Regions from separate parts of the Homo sapiens genome. Here region 2 is linked to region 1. A link is a contact called in ENCODE Hi-C data. All regions are on one chromosome and are shown on one strand. The core of a region is the stretch at or near the end of the contact, and the rest is flanking DNA. Distances in the headings are between cores, read along the strand shown.

Region 1 (7,249 bases), core at 749-3,248:
ATGAAAACTCCAACCCTATATAAAAGTGGAGAGAATGGTGTAATCCACCCCTTGAGGACCTTATGTTGGTGGCAAAGACGCAAACACCCAGAGAAGGAAAGGGCCTGGCCGTAGGCTGCACAGTATTCCATGCACACTCCCAATCCAGGGCTCACTGTGATTCCCACTTCAGGCCTCAGTCCTGGTCAGCACCAGGCCACTGGCCCAGAGCATTGATCCCATGGCAGACAGGCTGCTTGGGGAACTGCCCCCAGGTGAGCTCTTTGCTCTGTGAGTCCTCCAGGAGGAGGAAAGGGCAAGAGCCCCTCCATCCCACTGCAGCTGGCTATGCCCATGTCTGCAGAATGCATCTCAGAGAGGAAGAGAGTTATAACCACACAGCTTTCCATGCAGTTCTAACAGCTGAACTGAGAGGAGCTGGGGAAAGGATGTCTGGTTTGGATGTCCGGACCAGCTACCATCTGGGCCATAGTGACTAAGGAGAGTCTAGAACCAGGGTGGTGAAGGGTCTGCCTACAGGCCAGGCCTGCTAAGCTGGCTGTGGTCACCTGAGGCGCAATGGAGAAATGTTTCTGAGGTTCTGAGGTTTGTCCATCAGCAAAATCTGACTGTGGTCCAGGGTAGATCTAGGTTGCAGGGACTCGAGGTGTGTACGATGTGGGAGGCCTCTTTAAGCCAAGGGAGACGAGATTACAAATATAAGCTGAGATACAGGACTGTGGAAGAGTGTGTGCACGTGTGGTGTCCTGCAGCATGAGCTGTTGCTGTGACCTGAGATCCGGGGTCAGGCCCCAGGACTTCTGCCTGGTGTCTCCTGCCCAGGGGGCACCCTTCCCAGCCTGCCTCAAGCTCCTCCTCCCATTCGGAGCCCAGCTGGCCAGTGTTCAGTTAGCCACAGAGACTCTAAGCACGTGTGTGCGTCTGGGAGGTAAGGGCGTGTTTTGGGGATGAGGGAGAAGAGGATGAGGCCTCATGCCACTGGGGAGTGCTCACTTCCCTGGGGAGACATTGAAACCAGAGAGTAAGGAAAAGTACTGTGGATGATCAAATGCTCTTTTGGGAGGCTCAGGCCGTGGGAGTTTAGGAAGAGAAGAGCTGCTGCAGACCCTCGCCCTTGGTGTAGTCGGAGGACTAGCAGCAGTAGCACCAGGGAACTCACTAGAAACTCAGAGTCCCCGGCCGGCCCCGGCCTGCTGAGGGGGAATCTGCATGTAGGCACATGATGGTTGGAGAAACCCTGTTGGATGTGACAGAGCTCTGTCGCTGGAGTCAGGATTATGGACTCTTCCTGTGACCTTGGCAAATCCCTCCTGCTCACATGAGGAAGGGGCTGCACTAGGTTAGCTCTGGCCTTCTGTGGCTGGGACTGTGCTTAGGGGAGCACTGTCATCTTCCCTGGCTGCTGTATATTAAGCCAAGCCTCCTTCTGAAAAGCCAAGGGGAGGGGAAAGGCAGGTCCAAAGTGGCATCACCACCACCCATGACATGCCTAAGCCCAGCCCCTGCCAGCTGCACCCTGCACTGCTAGGCTACTGGGCAGCAGATCTAGGCCTCCAGGGGCCTGGGGAAGGAGGCCCTGCTGCCTGGCTGGGAGAGGAAGGAAAGATTTCCAGTCACTTCCAGCCTGTGGTCCTTCCTCATCGCTGTGGGCAGAAGCAGAGTGGTACTGTGGGGGGCCTGGTCAGAGCTCCTCCCTGTCTCCTGTCCCCCCAGCAGCGGGCCACTCTCCTTTGAGTTCTTCTGGAAGTTGTCCTCTTTAAAATATGGACCCTGCTTCCCCTCTCCCAGGGCTGGTGTGGGGATGTCAGATCCTAGGTAAGGGGTCTAGGGATGAAGGGGGTGGCCTGGGCCTGAGGCTGCAGACTGGCTTTGCTCACAGGTCTTTGCTACAAGCTGAGCACATCCTGCCTCCTTCCACCCAAGTCACTCATTCATTTGGCCAGTACCAGATGATGAGGGCCGGGCCCTGGTGACCCTCACCTGGCTTTCAGGCCATGGGACAGAGGCTGCCTGCCCCAAGCCAGGGCCTAGTGGAGAGGGGCCCAAGGACAGGGCAGCTTCCTCCAGTTGGCCTAATCCCCTACCCTCTTGGAAATTCCCTTGGGAGGGGTATGAGGGGGCAGCCTGTCTGATTCCTCTCAGCTTCCCCCTCAGAGCCAGCCGGGAGCAGGGCCAGCGTGGGGAGGCAGGAGGCGTTTGGCGGGGAAGGAGGGCCGGCTCTGTTTCCAGAGTTGGCTTTCCCCAGCCGGCGCTGGGGAACATACTGTCCCAATTAGGAGCCCTGTATTGTGTTGTATGTGTTTTCATGGTTTTTGGGGGGAGAAGTGGGGAGGGGAGGATACTGTCAATCCTGCAGCAGGCAGGGCTCAATCAAGGGTGCCCTGTCTCTAGTGCTGGGCTGTGCCGTGGGTCATCCACGACAGCCCATCCCCAACTCTCTCTCTGCTTTCTGGACAGGGGTGTGATGACCCGTAAGCCCTGGGCTGCCATGTGGGGGAGGACCCTGGGCCCCACCTTCAGCACCTGTCTGATGGAAGAGGCCAGGTCCAGGGTGCTCAGAGTCCTCTGGGCAGTCAGCTGGAACCTGGAAATGGGCCTGGCTTGATGGGGGAGAAGACAGAGCAATTTGGGCAGCTTTGGCCCCCAGGTGGGAGGGTGCGGGTGGAGTTTCGGAGGGTATGGGTTTGCCTGATGGGCTGGAGCACTAGGCAGGGCGGAGTGTTGAGCCCCACATGGTATGGATGGCAAGTGGTGAGGGCGAGGCGTGGGCAGGTGGTTGAAGAGCCACGAGCGTCCTCTCCCAGCCTCTTGCCTGTTGGCAGCTTAGCCCCATCCTCTGAGCCCCAGGTCTGGGACAGCTGCTCTGGCTGTGCCTGCCCCAGTGGGATCACCATGGGTCCCTGTCTCCTCCCTCCCTCCAGAACTATGCTGCCATGAAGCTGGTGAAGCCCTTCAGCTGAGGACTCTCCTGCCCTGTAGAAGGGGCCGTGGGGTCCCCTCCAGCATGGGACTGGCCTGCCTCCTCCGCCCAGCTCGGCGAGCTCCTCCAGACCTCCTAGGCCTGATTGTCCTGCCAGGGTGGGCAGACAGACAGATGGACCGGCCCACACTCCCAGAGTTGCTAACATGGAGCTCTGAGATCACCCCACTTCCATCATTTCCTTCTCCCCCAACCCAACGCTTTTTTGGATCAGCTCAGACATATTTCAGTATAAAACAGTTGGAACCACACAGCAGTGTCAGTGTGTGTATCTCTACAGTACCTGAACAGGGAGTGACTGTGAAGGGGGATATGCCTGGGTGGGCGGGGAGGGTGGACGGGGTATGGGTGCTGCTTCCAGCCCAGCCTTCTGGAGGGAGAGGCAGCTGAGAAGCAGTGGGTGGGGCCCGTGGAACTGCTTCTTCTTTCACAAGACTGGTTGGGGGTGGGGTGGGCTTGGGGCTTGGTGTCTGGTTTGCCTTAGCCCCGGCCTCCTCTGCCTCCTCTCCAATCCAGGACTTTCCCCTTTCCCCCTGCCTTCTCCTTACTCGGGCACCCCCCCCGTCTCCCAGGCTGCCCTTTGCCTAGGAGGGCAGCTACCTGTATCTTCTGGTTTCTTTGACCATGCTAGGGAAGAGGTTCCATTTTATAGAAAGGGAACTCCAGTGGGGAGGGTTCGGCCAGAAATCCCCTAGGCAGGGAGGCCACTGTACCTCTGGCTTTGGCCTATTCCCATAGAATCCTGGGATTTCTTGCGATTCTCTCTCTCTGCTTCCTCTCTCTGCTTTAAGAATCCGATCTGGACAAAGACACCTTTTTCTTGTGGTCTAAAGCTTAGTTGTAGCCATTGGTTTGACATTTCCTGCAGGAATCAGGCTTAATCTACAGAAGCAGCAGGAACATACTTGGAGAGAAAGCCAAGCGCTTGAAAACATCACGTTTCCAAGAGTCTCCTGCATCTCTCGCCTGAGGGGCTGAACTCTGTGAGCACAGAGCTGGCAGCCTCCACTCCCGTTACCCAGCGGGTGTCCCCGGTTTTCCACGGTGACCCTGCATCCTGGCCCAGTCCTCCTTGGCTCTTCACTGATTGGCAGGACTGGGGGTGGTTGGGACAGGGTTGATGTCTGGAACCTGCCTGGGTGAGGGAGCTACACCTTGAAAGCAGGGTGCTTCTTACTTCAGGAGAGCTTCAGGCTAGAGGTGGCTATGAGTCCTGAGACCCTGACACCTGAACCCTAGAGCCAGGGGCCACGCCGCACGTAGGACACAGCAGGGACTGGGGTCAGAGCTTTTCTGGGAAGGTCAGTCTGGTGCTGAGCCTTCACTGAGCACACTAAGCATGCCTGTGGGGAGGCAGTGAGAGGAGGCTGGCCTTTAGGGAGGGCTAGAGGGAGAGGAAGGAAGGGGTGGGGCCACCACTTCAGGAGGCCCCGAGCGAGATTTTTAGGAGAGGGAAAACCTGAGAATATTTGAAGGGAGGAAGGAGGAAGCCACTTGTTAGGGAAAGATCAAAGACACAAGAAAGAGTATGAGGTAATTCATGGAATCAGTTTCTGGAGAAGGAGAGGAGGGGGTTTGCTTTGGAAAGAAGGTCTGTTTTGTCTTCCAGGGCGGAAAGGCAAGAGGAAATGAATGAATACCATGCAACTATCAGCTGGATTAAAAGAGCTTTAGGGGTCATTGTGCTCATTTTTTCATTTCTTCCTTCACTTTATTCTTGATTCTCTGGGTTGCAGGTAATGGAAAACCCCACTCAAGCTACGAAAGGGAATTCAATGGCTTTACAGAAATGAAACACCCAGATGATTGGTTTCAGGTAAAGGCTGATCCAGCTCCTCAATGTGAGATCATTGAGAGTTTGTGTTCTCAAGGTTGGCTTCAGTTTAAAGCTGGCTCCATTCATCGTGCTGGGCTTGAAGCTGCTCTCTGAGACCACATAGACCACTAAGAAAAACTCAGAGGGGGATGAGGAATGGATGGCAAGGGGACACCATCCCCAGCAAACGCGCCTTGAGATGCTCTATGTGGCAGGCCTAGAGCAAGGTCTGAGGATGAGTTGCATGTGACTCTTTGCCTTCCATAGCTCCCAGCACGGTGGGGAAATTGTTCCCTTTTGGGAGTATCAAAGAAGGAGTGCCCACTGCCCTGGGGAAGGAAGGGGCAGGAGACTCTCTCAAGAAGGGATACCATTTGAGTGGAGCATCGGACTGGCCCGGCGGCTAAGAGAGGAAAGGTGTTCTCAGTGGCAGAAGTGGAGGCTGAGTGGTGGAGCTGTCGAAGAACTCAGCTGGTTCAGGGCATGGCTGGGGAGAGTGAGCCTGGAGGGAAGTGGCCCAACAGAGAAGGAAGAGAGGCCAGGTGGCAAGGCCAGGTGGGGAGGGCCTTGCGTGTGCGGCTGAGGAGTTTGAACTTCATTATGGAGACTTGAGGAAGACCAGAAGGACTCGAAGCTGAACAGACCTTGATCAGAATCATGTTTTTCTGAAAAACCATTCTAGCTTTGTTCTTGGGAGACAGGAGTCCCCTGGGGGTACATGGGTGAGCTTCAGGTATATAAACATTTTGTCAAACTGCCTTTGATGGGGTGAGGGCCCAGTGATCCCACTCGATTCTTAAAATGGTCCATGGTCACAAATGGCAAAGGACAATTTCTCAGGCTGCTGTGCGGCTGGTTGCAGAGGGCCATTCTAGAAGAGTGGTTCGCTAATCCAGGAGCCAAATGGGAAAGGTCTGAAAGGCAGGGCTCAGGGTGATTCATCCATTCATCCATCCATTCATTCGCGCATTAAAGAAATATATATATCATATATGCATTGGGGGGGCTATCTGTGTACCAGGCAGGGTGGTAGGCTCTAGAGATACAATCTTGAGTAAGATAAACATGGTTCCCACCCTCCTAGAGCTCACAGTTGAGTAGAAGAGGCAGATAAGTAGATGGGCAATTACAATACACTGGTGGATGATGAGCAGGAGCTGTGGAGTCAAGAGCAGGGATGGAAAAGACAATAGAGGGAGCAGTAGTTCAAAACCAGAAGCTGGTTCAAAGATCTCTAGGAGTTGCTACATGGGCATGGGGCCATGGTTTCCAGCCAGGGGCACTTTTGTCCTCCAGGGCACGTTTGGCAATGTCTGGAGATATTTTTGACTTCACAACTAGTGGGGGCAGGGGGTGGTGGTTATGAGAGGGACTGAGGCACCGTTAGAAAGGTTTTCTCCCCAGTAAAAAGGGGCACAAAAGGAGACACATCCTCATCTTCTGCCTCTTAATATTATGGAACAATGTAATGACTGGGGCTGTGGCTGCCATCTTGTGATCCTGAGGCGATCAGCCTGAGGAAGAAAGCCAGCACACAGAGGACGGCAGAGGAAGTGGGGAGGACCTGGTTCTTGGTGAAGCTATTGAGGAAGAACCAACCCTGAAGTCACCCTACCACCAGAGGAGACAGCTTGTGACTCAGGGCCATACATTCCTTGTAGCGTAAGCCATCTTTGGTTGGGTCCTGTGTTACCCACAGCTCCAAGCCTCCTTGCCGGCGAATTTCATTCTGCTCCTCTGAAACCGGTTTTCACTGCCATCTGCAATAACCACGGCTGCCGTGCACAGGCACCACATCTAAGACATCATACGTTTATTATTTATTATAGCAATTTTCCCACAGATGGCAGTAAAGTGTTTTGTTCTAATAAAATCAGTGTGTTACAGTAGTTTTCTGATAGAAGTAAATTACCTTGAGGAAGGGGCACCTTTTTCTAATTCACACAAGGGCACAATCTAGCCTTGGTGGTTAAATCTGTGGGCGCTCACCCTTCACGACTCAGCTGTGGCTGACAGCACGGACGTTCTCTGCTTCTTGATCAACCTTCTGTCTGTACCCAGCTTCTGTGATACCACAGTCGCCTGGTGGTCCTCCTCTCCCTGTGGCTTGGCGTCCCTCTCTGTTCGTCTGTGATGTTCCCCAGGTCTCTTTCCCTGGCGCTGTTCTCGTATTGTATGGCTCCTAGGCACCCTCACCTGCCCCACTTTCTCTGCCTTCTACAGGTGAATGAACCCGGAATCCCTCACTGTAGCCCAGTTTCTCCCCTCCGCTGCAGGCGCCTTAGTGTACTGCTTACGCACTGGCACTATGAACTCAAACCCTCCCACTCAAAGTCTCCATCCTCCACCCCATTATAAAACTCCTGCTCTATTTTTCCCTCCACCCATCTAGTCCCTGGAGCTGCACTTGTGGGAGGCATCCTTGAGGCCTATCGCCTCTTACTCCTCATATC
Region 2 (7,249 bases), core at 292-2,791, 70 kb before region 1:
AGGCCATCTACCCTGGGGGCCATGGTGAGGGCTTTCTCCTGGAGATCACCAGAAAATCAGGGTGAGGAGCAAATGAGAGAAGGACGACAGGGGAGGGAGTGAGTGGGCCATCTCTGGGGTCCTCCAGCCCCATCTCCCTATCTGGGACAGGCCCCTTCTTAGGGGGAAGGTTGTTCTGTGGGCTTGTGCTTGGTGGCTCCTTGGAGACAGCTTAGAAAGAAGAGGCTGTGTCCAAGCCAAGAGTCTATCTCGCCCCATTCCTCCATCTGCAGGGAAAAGGAGGAAGGAGGCAGGGAGGGGCCTTATTCTAAGGTCTCCAGCCCTGGGGGAGGTAGGAGTCTTCCTTTTGCTGCATACTCAGCAACTGAGGGCCAGCCTGTGATGCAGATGCCAATGCCACAGAGCATGGCAGGAGGTCTGTGGCACCTTGTGCTGAGGGGCAGCGCTCCCCCGACTGTGGGCCATGGAGTGGCTCTGGATTCTGTAGGGTTGAGCCCATCTGGTCCTTCCCACAGTAGACATGGAGAAAGGTCTCACTGTGAGCACCAGCCTTGAACTCACCATCTGTTCCAGGTTGTCACCCTCCTCTCTGGGCTTTGCAAGATACTGGTCATACCCCTGGCACCCTGGGGCTCCCAGAACTTCTGGGCCACCCAGAGGCAGAGCCTCCAGGCCTGTATAGACAACACCTGTGTCCTCGGGCCTTGCTGCATCTGTAGTTTCACTGATGCTAAAAGTCCTCAGAAGCCCTGTGTTCCATCTCTCCAGCCTCTGTGGCTCTCCAGGGTTCTGCCCTGCCAGCCTTTCTGCTGGGAAGACCTCCTGCCCCCTGTCCCTTGTCCAACTCTTGATCATTGTTTAAGACTTAACTTAGGCATGGTCGCTTCTTTGGGGGAGTCTTTCCTGGCTCCTCTTCTCCTGTGAGACTTGCCTATCTTTGGGTCACTGTGCTGCTCTAGGGCCTGCTGTCTCTGTCAATGTTAGCATATTCCCCAGGCTAAGCTCAGGGGAGCAACTGCGGCTCCTTCCTCTTTGTATTCTCAATGCTCAGCACAAGGCCTCGCTTAGCGGAGGTGTTAATGAAAGTCTGTCTGTCTTGGCAAGTGGGTAGATGGGTGCATGGGTTGATGGATGGATGGACGAATTTTCTGGCTACTGTCTGTATGGATCTGAGGAGGAATCTCTCTCTTGGCTGGGGAAACCCAAATGGAAATTTCAGATGTCCCTATGTGAAATTTAGCTAAACTCAGTGCTAGTGCCTCTGGGCTGCTTGGGTGTTTATAGCTGAATTAGGCAGATAATTTGCCCCAAACTCTGGCTGCCTGCTCCTGGCTCCTGTTTCCCGGCTGCTCCATGGGCCTGTCTGAGATTGTGCAGGGAAGTGCAGGGCCTGCCCAGCAGGATTTCCGTTCTGTGTGTGCTGCCCTCAAAATGTCTACACACTCAGATGGGGAGGGACTATTTTAGGTCCTGCTGGCCACAAGCACAGCCAGAGGCAGACGATGAGGAGGCCCAGCCTGGCCATCCTCCCGGCGTTGACATGAGGGAACTGGGGCTGGGATCTGAGCCAGAGCTGGGCCTGTGCTGTTTGTGGGAGCACACGGCCACTCTGGCTAGAGCTGCTGGCCAGACCAGCAGCACTGGTGGGAGCTGGGATGGGGCTCCTGGAGGTGTACCCACCTGGGGAGGGGCTGGGCCTCCCCTGGCCTGGGACAGGGGAGGAGGAGGAAATGACACTGATTTGCTCTGATGGGGGAGGCTTGGACCTTGCCCTCATGGAGCTCCCTGTCTGATGAAAGAGACAAAACTCTGTTCTCAAAAGCCTCAAACCCAGCAGGGAGACCAGTTCTGTTCTGCAGGGAGCCCTGGCCCTCTGGGGAAGCCCCTTTTCTGGTATCTGACTTTGTTCCATGTTTTTCTCTGAGATCTATTGCTCTGATTTGGCTGATCCAGGAAATCTTTCACTCACTCGCCTCTCCTCCCTGTCCCTGGCACTCTGAAGGACAGGCGCTCCAAGGCCAACCCAGGAGGCAGCTGACCCCGGGTGCAGTTCCAGTGGTTTGCTAGATAACTATGGCTGGGCTTTCTTCCTCTCCCTCCTTCCCCAGTGCAGATAGCATGAAGGGCCCTGGCTTCTGGGGACAGGAGGGACGAGAGGTCTGGCAGAATCTGGATTTTGGCTGGCTTCTGTCTGCCCCACCGGTGTTTCTCGGCAGCCTGTTCCATCCTCACAGTTGATGCAGCCCTGGCTGGTGCTGGATGTGTTCACTGTGTCCTGGCTGTGGTCCTAGGACCCCTCCTAGCTCAAACCTGCTCTTGCCAGAGTTACCCTTCCATCTTGGTCCCTTCCTGTCACTTTCCTCCGTGACACCTTCTCTCTGCTCCCAAAGCCTTCTTACCAGCATCTGCCTAGGTCCTGGGATGAGCTGGCCACACATTTAGAACATGTCACCGGAGACCCTTGCCTGATGTTCAGGCCATGGGCTGGCACTCACCACGGAGTATTTCTTAGGTTTCTAGAAATGTTTTGGTTTGTGTCGAGAGTGGCCAATTCTGGAGGTGACTCAAAACGTGTATAAGGCAGGTCTGTGCTCAGCATCCCAGGGCTCGTAGATCAGTGTCTGTCTCTAAGGGTAAGGGTGGGGGGCCCTGTTTAGGGGGTGCCTGGCCTGTTTAAACTGTTCTCCATGGTGATGAGGATTGGGATGAGAAATACTCACACGTATTAACTCCACCACTTGTTCTTGGTCTGTGCAGCCATCCTATGTGTAGACTTTAGAGTGGCAGACTAGGGGTGGGGGTGGTGTGTGCACATGAGTGAGCATGACAGGTGGGGGTGGTAGGAGCAGGTGTGTGCACGAGCTTCCATGGGTGCTGGCCAGAGGTGTGTCTAAGCTTGGTGGTGGCATTGCAGGAATTGTGGCCTTGACTTTGAACTTTCTGAGGGCAGGCCTGGGTGTGTCCTCACACAGGGAGAGCAGAAGTGTCCTATTCCATCTAGTTCTCTGCTTTAGAAAACGATATATTCATTTTTTCAGATAATAAAATGATACGTGTTCATTATATAAAATTTGGAAAATATAGAAAAATAATGAAAAAATAGGGCTTACCTCCATCCAAACACACAATTTGAATGCACTGCACCCAACATTTCATTGTCATTCTTTCCTCTTCTTTTTAGGTTTCTCTTTCTGTCTCTGATTCTGTCTCTGACTTCATTTCTACCTTTAAAATAAAATTAAGGCCTTTGTTCACTAGTTGTTGTTGTTTTTTTATTAAGGCAGTTCTTGGTGTTATGATTATGATTAGGGGAAGAAAAACAGTGTTCAGGAACACACAGAGAGCCTGCCACCCCCTGTCCATTTCCTATAGAGGGTCTTGAAGCTCCAAATAGAGGCTGTGCCCCCAGAAATCGCACCTTTGAGGCACTGAGATGCCCCCAGAGCCAGCTGGGTATGGCAAGGGCGGCTCTTGCTTAGCATTCCGAGAGAGCACTCCTAGGTAGAGGGGCTCCTCTTCAAGTCCTCAGAGAAGGAGAATTTCGGGAGGTGGGAATATGTGAGTGTTGAAGAATTAGAGAAATAACTTTTAGGAAGTTCCGACTCTGGTCACAAAGAGACAAGGGATGAGGGGGTGTCCAGAAGATCTCAAATGAGTGATGTCAAAGTGAGGAGATGTTTCATTAACAAGGAGACCAAACTCTTGGAGTCTCCTGGCCCTGCAAGTTCACCATAGGCTAAGCAACCAGGGAAGCTTCTCCGGGAAGGCGGCCTCTGAGGCGGGTGGGTGAACAGGGGAGGACAGGGAGGCTTTCCTGGCAGGCAAAAGGGCTCGGGCAAAGGCTTGGAAGTGGGACTCTGTGTGTATGTTTTATGTGGCAAAGGGGTACGTGTGTGTATGTATGAGTGTATGTGGTAGAGGTGGTGTGTGTGTGTGTGGTAGAGGTGGTGTGTGTGTATGTGGGGTAGAGGTGATGTGTGTGGCAGAGGTGGTGTGTGTGTGGCAGAGGTGGGGTGTGTGTGTGGTAGAGGTGGGGTGTGTGCGTGTGTGGTAGAGGTGGGGTGTGTGTGTGGTAGAGGTGGTGTGTGTGTATGTGGGGTAGAGGTGGTGTGTGTGGTAGAGGTGGTGTGTGTGTGGTAGAGGTGGGGTATATGTGTGTGTGTGGTAGAGGTGGGGTATAAGTGTGTGTGGTAGAGATGGGGTGTGTGTGTGTGGTAGAGGTGGGGTGTGTGTGGTAGAGGTGTGTTTGTGGTAGAGGTGTGTGTGTGTGGTAGAGGTGTGTGTGTGGTAGAGGTGGTGTGTGTGTTTGGTAGAGGTGTTTGTGTGGTAGAGGTGAGGTATATGTGTGTGTGGTAGAGATGGGGTGTGTGTGTGTGGTAGAGATGGTGTGTGTGTGTGTGTGTGGTAGAGATGGGGTGTGTGTGTGGTAGAGATGGGGTGTGTGTGTGGTAGAGGTGGGGTGTGTGTGTGGTAGAGGTGGCGTGTGTGGTAGAGGTGGTGTGTGTGTGTGTGTGTGGTAGAGGTGGGGTATAAGTGTGTGTGGTAGAGATGGGATGTGTGTGTGTGGTAGAGGTGGGGTGTGTGTGTGGTAGAGGTGGCGTGTGTGGTAGAGGTGTGTGTGTGTGGTAGAGGTGTGTGTGTGGTAGAGGTGGTGTGTGTGTGTGTGGTAGAGATGGGGTGTGTGTGTGGTAGAGGGGTGTGTGTGTGGTAGAGGTGGCATGTGTGGTAGAGGTGGTGTGTGTGTGTGTGGTAGAGGTGGTGTGTGTGTGGTAGAGGTGGGGTGTGTGTGGTAGAGGTGGGGTTGTGTGTGTGTGGTAGAGGTGTGTGTGTGGTAGAGGTGATGTGTGTGTTTGGTAGAGGTGTGTGTGTGGTAGAGGTGGGGTGTGTGTGTGTGGTAGAGGTGGAGTGTGTGTTTGTGTGGGGTAGAGTTGTGTGTGTGTGGTAGAGGTGGTGGGTGTGGTAGAGGTGGTGTGTGTGTTACAGGAGGTGGTGTGTGTGGCAGAGGAGGTGTGTGTGTGGTAGAGGGATGTGAGTGTGTGTGCGTGGTAGAGATGGTGTGTGTGGCAGAGGTGGGTGTGTATGTGGAGTAGAGGTGGTGGGTGTGTGTCCGTGTGAGTGTGTTTTTTGTGTGTGTGGTGAGCGTGGGGTGCCAGCAGGAGACAGGCCTGGCCTGCTAGTGTGCAGGAGGCCTCGGGAGACTGTTTCCTCACTCTGTCGGGTGGGTGCTGGGGCTGGCCGGCTCTGGGACTCCCAGGCTCCCAGGCTCCCAGGCGCTGGGGCTGGGGCTAATTTTGAGCCTGCTGCTCCAGTTATAGTCTCTGGGATGCCGTGAAGGTGGGAACGTGCTCCCAGAACCGGAGTGGCAAATTATGCCCGAGTCCCAAAGGGGAACGTGTAATTTCTGAAGCTGGACCAGATCTTTGGAGCACTATGTTTAGCTTTATTTTGCTCTGGTGAACTGCCGGTTTCCCTCTCACCTTTCTAAAAAAGAACTGCATTAAAAATAACAGTAAGGCTTCTGTGGGGTTCAGGATGCAAATGGGAGGGGCAGAGCTGCTGCCTGGCGAGGCCCGTCTCTGGCCAGCTAGGGGTGGCACGTGGAGTTCACCCAGTCTATTCCAGGGGTCACACGACATGTGGCCAGCACCCCAGGGCCATCCAGCAGCCCTGGCTAGGTGCCCAAGGCTGATTCTGCCCTCCTGCGTATGCTTCTGGCTCTGAACAGCCCTGAGGGGCCCCTCAGTGATGTGTCTTTTCACAGAGCAGGGAGGGATCCGAGTCCCCAAACGTCCCTCCTGGGCCCAGCAGGGCTTCACCTTCCGTGGGTTTCTTTGGGCATCGGGGGAGTGTCTTCCAGGATCTTCCTGTTGAGGAAGGCAGGGCAGCCTGGGGTTTCGCCCCTTGGAGTCCTCCCAGAGCCCCCTGCTCAAGGCTTAGAGGTTGAGGGGCCAGCCCCGGCAGCTCTGGGTCCTAGCTGGCTGCTTCCCAGCACCTACCCTCCTGACCCGTTTGCTCTTTCTCGAACGGGCTGTGCTTCTTTCTTCCCCTCTACCTTTGCGCTTGCGATTCCCTCTGCCTAGCATGCGTCTTCTCACCTTGCCCACCTGCTAGCCTGGTACTCATTCACCCAGAGCCCCATCCCCTTATCCTAGAGTATCGTAGTGGTCTCTGAACAAGTCTTCCTGCCTTCAGCCCTGAGCCCTGAGGCCCTCCTCAGGCTGCAGCCCAAGGATTCACAGTACAGGGAGATTGATTCACAGTACTGGGAGATTGTAGGCAAGGAGCTGATGCTCAGAAAAGGATGCAGAAAGTGATTTGTAGCATGGAGTGGAGGTGGGACTATAAGACTCCTAAAGTCCCCACTGATGTCAGGTTTTGGGGAAGACATATGATGCCCTGGTTCTTGTCCTGGAGGAGGGAAGACTGAGTAACCTGCTGTAGCTTTGGGAACCATGCCCTGCAGTGTTGGTGTGGCTCAGAGGTTAGGATGCTGGGGTTGGAGTGTCCCTGAAATAGGCAGATTTTGGAGAGGGAGGGAGGACATATGAGAGAGTGGGCAAGAGTCAGGCATTGGCTGAGCCCCTTCCACGTGCCTTGCCTTGTGCTGGGCGTGCACAGCCTTCGTCTCATTCATACTCACTGTCGCCCTGTGAGGTGGGCTTTGGGCCCATTCTCCAGATAGGACGCTGACCCAGAGAGGTCAAGGGGCTTGCTCAAAGTCACACATCTGGTGAGGTGTTGGAGCCAGGCTTGTCCAACTCCAAAGCACATGTTCTCCCTGGAGGAAGAGCAGAGGGTGCCTGGTCAGAGAGCGCTACCTCTTGGAGACTGTCCAGCCTTCCCTAAAGTGGGTTCTCTAATCCTGTTGCTAACCAGCATGTTTCATTTGTAGCTTGCAGACGGTCTGTCGAGCTTGGCCCCCACTAACACGGCTTCTCCTCCATCCAGTCCTCATGTATGTACTGTTTACTTATTTGTGGGCTCCTTGTATTCCCTTGTGGGGCTGGGGGTAGGGGGGTTAGGAGGGAAATGGGAGGGGAGAGTGGGAGGGAAGAAAGGAGGTATTTCCTGAGCCCTAGCAGGGAAGTCACCTATCTTTGCCTCACTGAAAAGGAGGGGTGAGAGAAAGCTATGGAGTAGATGCTCAGAAATGGACACCCCTAGGTTACTTCCTGGGATTTACCTTATTTACCTGTGTGAGGGCTGGGGGCTTAGGTGGGGCTGCATGGGCCAGTGGAAGCGGGGAAAT

What was found. Hi-C counts contacts between places; a loop is a spot of excess contacts on that map. Pooled maps may share reads with other maps.
Region 2: a map of gastrocnemius medialis shows a loop between it and region 1 (2.4-fold over the local background). The contact joins two enhancer-like sites. A Hi-C loop is called at or near these places in 8 of 168 maps with a recorded cell type or tissue (ascending aorta, cardiac septum, dorsolateral prefrontal cortex and 5 more) and 4 of 50 pooled maps.

Annotation. Positions count from the first base shown.
Region 1 is chr2:71,683,533-71,690,781 of GRCh38, forward strand. DYSF (dysferlin) reads left to right here. Exons shown (of 56, transcript NM_001130987.2): 56 at 2,922-3,231. The coding sequence ends at 2,960. Among named protein-coding and RNA genes, the nearest start is that of DYSF, 220 kb to the left of the region's middle. Within about 2 kb of position 1,999, at least 6 of the 41 ENCODE cell types and tissues checked have a DNase peak (open chromatin) inside an H3K27ac peak, as active enhancers do; they include dorsolateral prefrontal cortex, gastrocnemius medialis and heart right ventricle, where a contact is called at or near this core.
Region 2 is chr2:71,613,655-71,620,903 of GRCh38, forward strand. DYSF (dysferlin) reads left to right here. Exons shown (of 56, transcript NM_001130987.2): 41 at 6,893-6,955. Among named protein-coding and RNA genes, the nearest start is that of DYSF, 150 kb to the left of the region's middle. Within about 2 kb of position 1,542, at least 22 of the 41 ENCODE cell types and tissues checked have a DNase peak (open chromatin) inside an H3K27ac peak, as active enhancers do; they include dorsolateral prefrontal cortex, gastrocnemius medialis and heart right ventricle, where a contact is called at or near this core.